Linked DNA regions of Mus musculus: region 2 is linked to region 1. Evidence: chromatin loops called from intact Hi-C (ENCODE). Cell type or tissue: gastrocnemius. All regions are shown on one strand. Each heading gives the region's core, and the rest is flanking DNA. Links, peaks and the distances in the headings are about the cores only. Region 1 holds the start of Tubgcp5 (tubulin, gamma complex associated protein 5). Region 2 holds the start of Cyfip1 (cytoplasmic FMR1 interacting protein 1).

Evidence for each region. Hi-C counts contacts between places; a loop is a spot of excess contacts. Peaks named below come from ENCODE experiments on the same cell type or tissue, not always from the same donor. Only the 100,000 strongest peaks of a DNase experiment are listed, where the experiment ranks them.
Region 2: a loop joins it to region 1, with 2.7 times the contacts of the local background. A loop is called at or near these places in 7 of 42 quality-filtered maps.

The regions. Positions count from the first base shown.
Region 1 is chr7:55,791,087-55,796,464 of GRCm38, forward strand. It overlaps Tubgcp5 (tubulin, gamma complex associated protein 5), which reads left to right and starts at 3,039. Exons shown (of 23, transcript NM_146190.3): 1 at 3,039-3,254; 2 at 4,812-4,865; 3 at 4,953-5,061. The coding sequence starts at 3,109. In gastrocnemius, for the core only: no CTCF peak of the experiment used is centred there; a DNase peak (open chromatin) is centred at 3,049; H3K4me3 peaks cover 1,942 bases; H3K27ac peaks cover 1,317 bases.
Region 2 is chr7:55,838,982-55,844,359 of GRCm38, forward strand. Cyfip1 (cytoplasmic FMR1 interacting protein 1) reads left to right here and starts at 3,090. Exons shown (of 31, transcript NM_011370.3): 1 at 3,090-3,326. In gastrocnemius, for the core only: a CTCF peak has its summit at 3,231; DNase peaks (open chromatin) are centred at 2,742, 3,193 and 4,138; H3K4me3 peaks cover 2,430 bases; H3K27ac peaks cover 2,362 bases.

The sequences.
Region 1 (5,378 bases), core at 258-5,257:
TGCCACCACACCTGGCTACGTAACAAGTTTCAAACCAAACTCCCTACCATGTTGATTTCAGTCAACTGCTATAGAAAACCAAAGCCTACTACTCAGTCAAGAGATAGTCTTATGGGCCTTCTTCTTAATGCCCCAAAGCTGTGTATAAGGATATGACAAGAGAATGGGGACAGGAGAATGGGGACAACAGCACCCAAATTAGCATACAAAGCAAGCCTGTTTTCAGGGAAACTGGACGCTTCTTCATCTGAGCTTTACACAACACCGGGAGAGAGCTCAAGCCAGTTGGCAGATTAAACATAGGCACACTTGTGGTGTGTCTTTCCACAATGTCAGAGTTTATTGAATAGCAATAAATTCACAAGGCTTTCTGGCTTTAATGACAGCAATTTGCCATAAAATCTTGGTAGCCTATGTTAGCATTCTGTCTAAGCTCAACCCCACAGAGATACCTGGCAACAGGAGCCAGGTATGCTCCTCCCCACAGTTACCCTGCAATAGCCAGGTAGGCCTGACCCACTATAAAAGAGGCTGAATGACACCCCCCCTTCTTGCTCTTCCCTTCTTGCTCCCACTCTGTCCCTTCCCCCATCTCTCCCCATTCCCTTCTCCGTCTCTCTTCACGTGCTCATGGCCAGCCTCTACTCCTCTACTCCTCTTCTTCTCTATTCCTCTCTCTCTCTCTGCCTTTCTCTGACTCTACTACCCTCTTAACTCCCCTCCCCATGCCCTGAATAAACTCTATTCTATGGGCCTGCTGAGACACCCTCTTCTTCCATACCTCACCACAGCTCCATAGAACATATCCCCTCCTCTCTTTATCTTTTTATAAACACATCCGCCTAGATGAATACAAGTTCCAACCTTAATTACCAATATCAAGTCTCATATCACACAGCACACAATAAATATATCCAAATCTGTCCTTGTCTCTATCTCTGTCTATCTGTCTGTCTGTCTGTCTCCCTGTGTGTGTGTGTGTGTGTGTGTGTGTGTGTGTGTGTGTGTGTGTAGGCTACAGAATGAATGAGTACAAGAGGTTTCAGAAGTGGATGGAGAAAAGATCTGTATAAACAAGTCAGACCAGTGCCAGGAGAAAGCTAGTGGTAGAAACTGCTGGTGAAGCTGCTCGAGTCAGGCTTGAGTGTGAAGCTGCGAAATCTGGATTCAGGATGAAGACAGCAAGCCTGGTCTGTAGCAGAAAATAAGTCAGGATCAGAGCACTGCAGATTAGCTCCAGATCAGCAGGAGAACAACTGGGCATTTGAGGCAGTGGGGAGGCTACATCAACAGTGGGGGACTTAGCCAAGTCCTTGATGCACACACCATATAATAGGTTTGTGTGCAGCCATAACATCACAGTGGTGGGTGTCTATCACTTATGGCATCCACATGAGGGAGACACAGCATTTTCTCCATCTGGTATGTTTGATAAGTCCTTGTGCCTGGTTTGCCAGATTTAATACGTCAGTCTGCCTTCACAGTTCCAAGTCTCCCCCATTCAACTTACAGTGTGGCTCCCTCTCTAGTCCCAGGGACAAGCTAACTGTCTTTGCTTTACGCGGGTGCCTATCTGCTGCTTTCTCTGGATCTACTCAGCTGCAGAATGGAGTCAAAGGCCTCTTGTAAAACAGTCTCCTGGGGCAGTGCACAGCTTAGGGGATAACAACTGTTTTATTCAATATGGAGTAACTTAGCCTGGCCTCAACAAAGACCTTCCTCGTGAGGGATTCGTCTAAGAAAAAGTCAGGCAAGTACCAATTGGGGTGGCAGGTGCTACCTAATGCGGACGATTTATAAAGGCTCAAAGGCTCCAGCTGCTGCTCTGACGACTTTGCCCACGTCTGCTCTCAAGAGTGCTTTCCCCTTTTTATATTTTGAAAATGACGTTTTAAAATTTATTTTTGTATGGGGTGGAGGTACGCACACATGGGAATTATAAGACTACTTATGGGACATGGTTCTCTCCTATCATGTGAGTCCACACGATGGGATGCAAGCAGCCAGGCCTGACAGCCAGCAACTTTATTAAGTAAGCCAGCTTTTTTTGTTTTGTTTTGGGTTTGTTGTTGCTGTTGTTGTTTTGGTTGTTTTGTTCTGATTTTTTTTTTTTTTTTTCGAGACAGGGTTTCTCTGTATAGCCCTGGCTGTCCTGGAACTCACTCTGTAGGCTGGCCTTGAACTCAGAGCCACTTTCCCTTTCTTGAGAACTTGTTCGAGGGTTCTAACAAGAAAGCACAACTGCCTGTACTGTAACAAGGACAAGTCCTCCATAGGGAAGGTCGGCCTAACCCAAAGCTGTGGGTGCACAAAGAACAGTAACAGAAAAGCATCCCCGGCCATCAAGTGGGTGACAGACAGCTGGCCCTCACATACATCTCCACCTTACTAATAAACCAGCAGTTTCAGCATGTGGGCAGTGACCCGCAGTAGGGATCACACATCAGATAGTTACATTACAATTCGTAAACTAGCAAAAGTATAACTATGAAGTAGCAACGAAATAATTTAATGGTTATGGGTCATCCCAGCGAGAGGAACTATATTAAAGGGTCACAGCATTTGGAAGGTTCAGAGCCATTGTAATACATAAATGGGCACTATCGCTGCTTTAACCATATGTTCCTGGTCTAATCAGAAGCATGTGTTTAGTTGGGGAGCTCTGAGAGCCCAGTTTAGGTCGTCTGGAGGAGAAAGTGAAGGCCGGAGCATGAACAAATAAGTCACGATGTTCAAAAATGTCGGAAACTATACCCTGGAACCAAAAAACTGGTTGGCTCAAAATGCATCAGAATTTAAATCGTTAATCAGGAGTATCCAGAGTCCCTTATTAACAATGATTAATAATAAATAATGGTTAGCTGTCTGAAGACTCTCGGATTTCCCGGTGTGCAAGCAGAAAGAGCACATCTCTTCCCCACCCACGGACGCACCGCATCCAGCAACCAGCATCCACTCCCATCAGCACCTTTCCCAGGCACAGCTCCGGGGCTGCCGGAACTCTCGCGGAAACATCCTCCACATCTCGAAACCCCGGTGCCGGGACGGGCGGAACTCTCGCGAGAACAGTCGCCACTTAGCAGAGATCCTGATAGGTACGCCGCGGCAATGGCCCGGCCTAAGTCGTCCGGGAGCCGGATGGACAGACAGCTGGAGCATGATGTGTGCGAGCTCGTCCGGCAGGTTACGGGGCTGCAGGACGAGGCGGACCCCAACTTCCAGCTGGCCCTGGACTTCGTCTGGTCCAACTTCAGGTGTGGGATCGCGGCTACGAGCTGAAGTCGCGCGGGCGGGCGGGTCCGGGTCGGGAGTGCGGCCTCCGGCACCCCTGCGTCTGCTGCAGCTGCTGTGCCTTGGTTTCCCCTTAGGTGCCCTTGCGAGAAACCCGCAGTTGCAGCGGCACATTCCTAGAGAGCTGTTGACTCTGCTCACCCGCACGCAGTACGGTGCACATCAAAAGTCATTTGATGGCTGGGAAAGTGAATTTTTAGCGCCAAATTCTGATCACATCCTGTTAGGTTTTTTGGGGGTTTTTTGTTTTGTTTTGTTTTTTGTTTGTCTCACCAACCCCCCTCTTCTCTTGCTCGGACCACTTACAAGTTTCCCCGCTTCTGTGTCCTCCCTTTGCATTGCATAAAACAAATTCAAGTTCTACTATTGAGCAACACATAGCATGTCTAGTAGAAGTCACCCTAAACAGTGAACAGTTTGTCAGACTGTGATCCTGATTCTAAGCGCAGGACGTGAGTGTCTGCCTAGTTCGTGAGACTACAGACCTCTCAGGTTGATGGGAAGCAAGCCAACGATCCAAAACCACAAGTGCAATTTCTAGTTATAACCTATAGAAAGAACAAGGATTCAAAGAAGTCAGGTAACTCGAAAAGCAGATGTACCACAAGTATTTTTTCTAGTGGCAGATAGGAGGGAGGGGATAGTCATTTTAGAGTTGGGAAGAGACATAGATGCTGCATAGTATAACAGAAGTACTAAAAGCATACCTATAACACTCTGTCACCAGTGTCACCCGTAGAAAACATGTGGCAGTCACCTTGTGTTACAGTTGCTTTATTTCCACATGTTGTTCGTTGTTACATTAATGACAGCCTTTGGTCCCACTGCTAAATTTTAGGTTTTGTTGTTGATGATGTTATGTGTATGATTTGACTCTGTGTACACGTGTGCATGTGTGTGCCTGGTGCCCAAGGCAGCTGATCCCCTGGAACTGGGATTATAAACAGCCTGTGGGTGCTGTGAATAGAACCTGGGGACCCTGAGCAATGGCGTGGGCTCTTAACCCCCGAGGCATCTCTCCAGACCCTTTCAAAGCTTTCTAAATATTTGATAATTGTACATGAATATGTTTGCTTTTCTTTGTATTTCATTTTGTACATTTAGCAGAATTATTCAGAGGACAAATGTTAAGATTTCACTGGGCTTCTCTCTTACATTAAAAAGACAAAGAAAATCCAGTCACAATGATGTATGCCTATAATTACATCAGAATTTTGCACTAAAAAGTATACCCACTTGGGTGGCTCAGGCAGGAGGATTGCTGTGAGTTGAAGGCTATCCTTAGCTTCCTAGTGAGCTCAGAGCCACATAGCAAGATCTAGCAAAAACCCTAGGAAAATATGTTATACTGAACATAACTGTGGGACATATAAAAAGACAAAGGAGCCAGAGGACAGGTTGTCAGGGGTGTCAGACATATGCAGGGACATGGAGAGCTGTGACTCAAGTATACTTAGCTACCTGACAGTAAATACTGCCATGTGACACTGACATTAAAAACTGTATTTTATCTTTACCAGATTTCATCGTTTCTTGGATGTCAACAGTCACAAAGTAGAAAAAACAATAGAAGGGTATGTTGATTCTCTGTCTATATGTATTCATTGATGCGTTCTCAAAAGCTATTTAGGTACTAATTGATTTTTTTTTTAACATTTTAGAATTTATGAAAAATTCACCATTCATTCTGATCTCAACAAAGCTGCTAGTTGGAAGAGATTAACTAAGGAGTTCCTAAATGCATCTCTTCCCAGCACAGAGAAAATAAAGGTAAGCCTTCAGCCGTGAGCTCTCCAGTTGTAGTCACTCTTGTTGCTGTTGCTGCTCTTTGTCGTTCCGAGACAGGGTTCTGTGACGCTCTGACTGTCCTGGAACCCACCTTGTAGACCAGGCTGGCCTCAAACTCAGAGATCCCACCTGCCTCTGCTTCCAGAATGTTGTGGTTATAGGCGTGGGCCACCACTGCTCACTGCCGGGCTTTTGCAGTCACTCTGTGCAGTATAATTATCATCACTGTGTTATCTCTTCATGAACGCTCTATTTAGTAGTATCCCCTGACTGGAGCAGGGCCTCAGAGAGAATGGGGT
Region 2 (5,378 bases), core at 207-5,206, 48 kb after region 1:
GACATTCTGATTACTTGTGGGTCATTACAGGGTTCATGTCCATTTACTAGATCACTGGTTATAATGGGACAGAAACTGCTACATTGACCTTGGTCTCATGGAGAATTTAACCAAAGGTGGATCAGAAATACTGCTGATTGACTGTGAGTTCCTACTCCTCCCTTAGTGGATGTGGCAATGACCCTTTGGGTCCCTCCATTTCAGTATGGGCTCTGGATGCACCTATATTGCCTGAAAATTGAAGATGTGAACATTCCATTCACTAATTTAATCAAGTTATTAATTGATATTTACACTACATATCAACACGTGGAATACCTTACGTTCAATCCATATTTTCTTGTACAATGTATATATATGTATATAGGTATATGCAAATGTATACATATACATACACACATATATAAATATATATTTGCTTATATATTTGTATATAATACATATATATTTGCTTTAATTTGTTTTATATATACAATATATATATGCTTTAATTTGTTTGGTTTTTTCCGAGACAGGGATTCTCTGTGTAACTGACATGGCTGTCCTAGAACTCATTCTGTAGGCCAGGCTGGCCTCGAACTCAAGAGATCTGCCTGCCTCTGCCTAGCAAGTGCTGGGATTAAAGGCGTGTGCCATCACTGCCTAGCTATAAATATATTTGTATTCTTCACTAAGACAGGAGAAAGGGAGGGAGATAGTGTTGCACTTGCCATAAATCATGGGAACAGCTGTGACAATCTCTAGTCAGTTTACATAATTTCAAACCCATTTCCAGTTACAAGCAAAGAGTTCTTTAAAATATACTTGTGCATTTCACCTGTGGGTGTGTGGGACTTCACCTTTAGTATGTTCTCATATCTGCTGGCATTGAAACACACTGGTGGGTTTTCTACTAATTATATTTTGAAGAATTATTTTCCCCACAAAAGAGCTTTTATTTTCTCTCAGCACAAAAAAAATTTAAATCTCGTGTGTATTCAATAATAAATAGGTCAATTTTAACCTTCATTTCCACTTGAAAAATTCCATTTCATTTAAAAGTTCTTAATTTTTTAAAAAAAGATTTGTTTATTTTTACTTATTTATTTACACTGTAACTGTCTTCAGACACTCATCAGAAGAGTGCATCGGATCCCACTACAGCCACCACCTGGTTGCTGGGAATTGAACTCAGGACCTCTGGAAGAGCAACCGCTGAGCCATCTCTCCAGCCCTCACAAATGGTTTTTATTTTTATTTTTTTTAGTATAAAAAAAGTTGCATTGATGAAATATTGTAAAAACAAATCAATCTGTTTTTCCTCCCAGCCCCTGCTCCCAGAATGATCACTGTGAGACTAACAACTTTTTAATAAATGCCTAGGCCACGAGCATTGGCTCAGTCCCTGACTAGATTGTAACTTATCTAACCCTTTAAACTATTCTATGTCTCACACACTGTTAGTTACCTCTCCTCCAGTCCCAGCCTGCTTCTTCCTTTGTGTCTCCTCAGCTTCTCTCCCTCAGAGACTTGCTTGAATCCTTCACAGTCCCTCCCTATGGGTTCCTTTTATATTCTCACTATTTCCCAGAATCTCCTCTCTTCTTGCCAGTGTCCCATCTCCTATTTGCTGCCTCAGCTCATTGGGCATAGGCATTTTTAGTGACAGGTGACACTGAGATTCTCTCTACAGCATATAATGATATAATTCAAATTGCTTGTCGGATAGTTAAATGCCAGTATTGAATCTTAATCTCTAGATTACAGTTCTGTGGAAGCAGGGGAACATTGTCAAGCATGCGTTTTGTATTTTTGCTGCGCCAAGGAATCAACATGTTACATTTGTATTATCATTATAGTTTAGGTTTTGTAATTTTTATTATACTCTTGTTATGCATATGTAGAGAAGCTACAAGGATTATACTTTTGAATAAGTTTAACATCTCACATTTTGTGGTAAACCTAAGATGGTGAAAACACTGATGTGTGTCTGTTGTAAATACAATTACACGAGTTTTATTTTTCTGATATTAAAAGTTACTTAGTAAAGATTTATTTCTGTTAAGTTGGGGAAAACAAACTGGTGTGGGAGTTAGGCATGTTGGTGAATGCCTGTGATTTCAGCACTTGAGGGATGGAGACATGATCTGGTGTTCAAGGCTAGCCTGGGTTACATTAGTTACTGTCAGACCCCAACGACAAACAAAATGTCCAAATTCTTAGCAGTAAGGAGGGGCGTCCGGAGTGAAGAAGGGTAGGAAGTTTGGAGCTATTCTACTAAGTTCAGCATTAAGATGTATGTTAACTAACTTTTCCCTTCCTTTTCTGCGGGTTTAGGGAGGGCAAATTCAAGTCAGGTTTTCTGTTGTCAGCCATTCCTAGGAGTCTGAACTTGAGTTTGCCAGTCCTCAGAAGGCAGATGAGATGGTAGCACTGTTACTTTAGGGGCCAGAATGGGTTCTTCCTTGGGTCTGGAGCATTTTACATGCCGCTCCAGCCTTGCACCCACCATTTAATACATACATGCGCCCCTTCTCTGTCATGGTTGTACCTTCTGTATCTCTTTTGAAGTTCAACCAGAGGCAGGACAGGAGGCAGTGAAAATTTGGGGGACATGCGGAGGAAGATAAGCCCATCACTCATGGATTTACTGAGGCTTCTCACCATCACTGAGGACAAGTTATAGGAAAACGAATGTTGAATTCCTATGGCCCATGTATGGGCTCACTGGCCCACACCCAATTGCTGGGGGATCCAACGCCCTTTTTGGACCTTTGCGGGCACCAGGCACTCTCGTGGTGCATAGACACACAAGCAAGCCAAACATTCATACACATAATGAATTCCTTTTTTTTAAATTTTTTTTAAAGTATCTTTAGTAAAACTTCCAGCTCTATGCTGGCTAGTCCTGGAATTCTTTCCTCATTTGGCCTTAGCTTCAACAGAGGTCCCCCAAATCAGGGAAAACTCTTGAGGCTGGTGAGCATGGCAGTGTGGCGCTGAGTCTTCATCCTCTCCCAGCCGGCTTGACGGGTGGAGCCCACCAAGCAAATCCCGGCTTCCTTTGCTGCGGTGACCTGAGCAGCAAGCGGCAGGCGGGGCTACGGTACGGGAGACTTGGGGAGACTTGGGGGCCGACCGGGCTGGCCTAGAGGAGCCGGACCCAAGGCAGCCAGCGGGAGGAGGGAGGAGCGCCGGGAGGAAGAGGCCGAGCCGAGCAGCGCCGCCCCGGAGGAAGGGGAGGAGGCCGGGTGTTTCCTGGTGCATTCCCGACCCGCCCAAGTGACTCATTGGGGTAGGAAAGCTCCCGGGGCCCGCCCTGGACAACCGAAGGCGGCGCAGACCAGGTAAGGGCGGTCGCCTGGCCTCGGGGTCCTTGCTCCACTGTAGTCCGGTGGGGCGAGCCTGCAGACGGCCTCGGCGCAGCCTCCGGGACCGCACGGCCTCCCGGGATTGCCTCCTGGGCTCTCGAGTCTCCCGGTCTCTGCACGGCAGCTCCGGAGCCCGGGACTCCCGGCCCAGCTCGGCGGCTCCAGGGCTCCCTCCCCGGAATCACATTCCAGAATCCCCCGGCCACGGGCTTCCCAGTGCAGATTCCCTGTTCCCTCCGCGCTGCACAACTTGCACTCCGGTGGCCCGGCTCCCGCGTCCCGGACCCCCGCGTCCCCGAACCCCCGCCCCGACTCACCCTGGATACTAGGATCCCAGATCTCGCGCTTCCGGCACGAGGTTTAGCTCCAAAGAGGAAGAGACAACGTTAATATTTAGTATTTTACTATTGAAAAGTAAGGAGCGACGAATAGTTTATGTTGCACTAAAGTGGCAAAACAACCCCGAGTCCACCATGGTTCTGCCTTCAGAGGAAAGGAAGGAGAGTGTGGTCTAGGGAAGCCGTCCTCAGATTCTTGGAGAGAGGCATTTTGGGCTTTGTTAAGGAAACGGGATTGTTCAGGAGCAGTAGTGCGCCGCCGCACATTCGTAACGAATTTTGTACTTTAAGCCTAAAGCATCTGCGTAATTTGTAACATTTCGTGAGTGTGAGAAAAGAAGGAAGAGATATGCAACTGGGGATCGGTGAGGGCGAGGCAGAGGGAAGCATCGGGCAATCCGTGTGTTGCATGGGGGAGCCCAGAGATTTCTCTTGGTTGTCGGCTAACAGATCGCTTAGTTGAGTCGTGTTTGAAGCACCGCTGGTACTGGGGTACTCCTACAGGTACTGATACTGAGATCAGCGCTTGCCAAGGTGGGGGTATTGATCCTAGACCCTGGCCAAGTTCACTGGCTGGAAGTTGAAGCACGCGAGACCGGTGGTATACCTGAATACCAGCCTTCCCCTAGTTCTGAGTATGTTAGTGGTTCTTATTAAAAAGCCTACAAGCACATAGCCTGAAAGAATTAATTCAGTTTTTAAATACATGTAAGTTACTGCAGACATGCATTGTAAGAATTCAGTAGGAATGTTGCGGGGAATACTTCTCTTTCCCTCTTCCCCTAACAGCATCTTCCCTGTAACCTTGATAAAATGCTGCAGTTGAAAAGTCTCTCTAAGAAAATACATCCTCTAAGTATTTGTGTATTTGAGGAAGTATGTATTAAGGTTTTTTTAAAGAATAAACACTGTATGTGTGTGTTTGTGGTATGTGTGTTTTTAGATGTGGGTGCACAGGTGTGTGAATGTGTTTGTATGTGCATGTAGAGGCCCGAGGCTGATTTGGCGTTTTCCACCTTATTCTTTGATACAAGGTCTCTCAGCTGAACTTAGAGTTCACTGATTGGACTAGTCTTGCTCGCCAGTTTGTTTCGGAGGTCCCCTGTCTCCGCCTTGGAAGCAATGGGACTTGAGGGAGGTTGCCATGCCCATTGTCGTTTATGTGGGTTCTGAGATCTGAAATCCTGTACGGCTATCCACTGAGCCATCTCCCTGGCACTTAAGCGTGTTTTTAACTTTACATATAGTAATATTCATGCTTTGGAGTGTTGACTGCCACTGTAATTAAGATGCCAAACTGGTTCCTATCACCTCAAGATTTTCTTTCCTGTGTCCCTTGTAGTGAGGTCTTTCATACCATCAACTCTTGGCAACTGCTGATCTTTTCATAGTGCTATTTTGCTTTCTCCAGAAAGTCCTGTGGCAATCTTGGAGTCTGCATTTAAGATGGTTCTATGTTCTCAGTAATAAGTATGGGGGTGTTGGGGAGGGGGTGGCTATATTTAAGGCCGTCCAAGGTGTTTTACCAGCCAAACACCATTAAAGTGAAAAATTAATGATTTTATATATATATATATATATATATATATATATATATAATATTATTTGGTTACAAAAACACTAGTCAAATATGTCTGTAAGAAGTAAAGTCAGTGCTTTGAAAAGTAGAGCCTTGGGAAGGTGGGGTGGC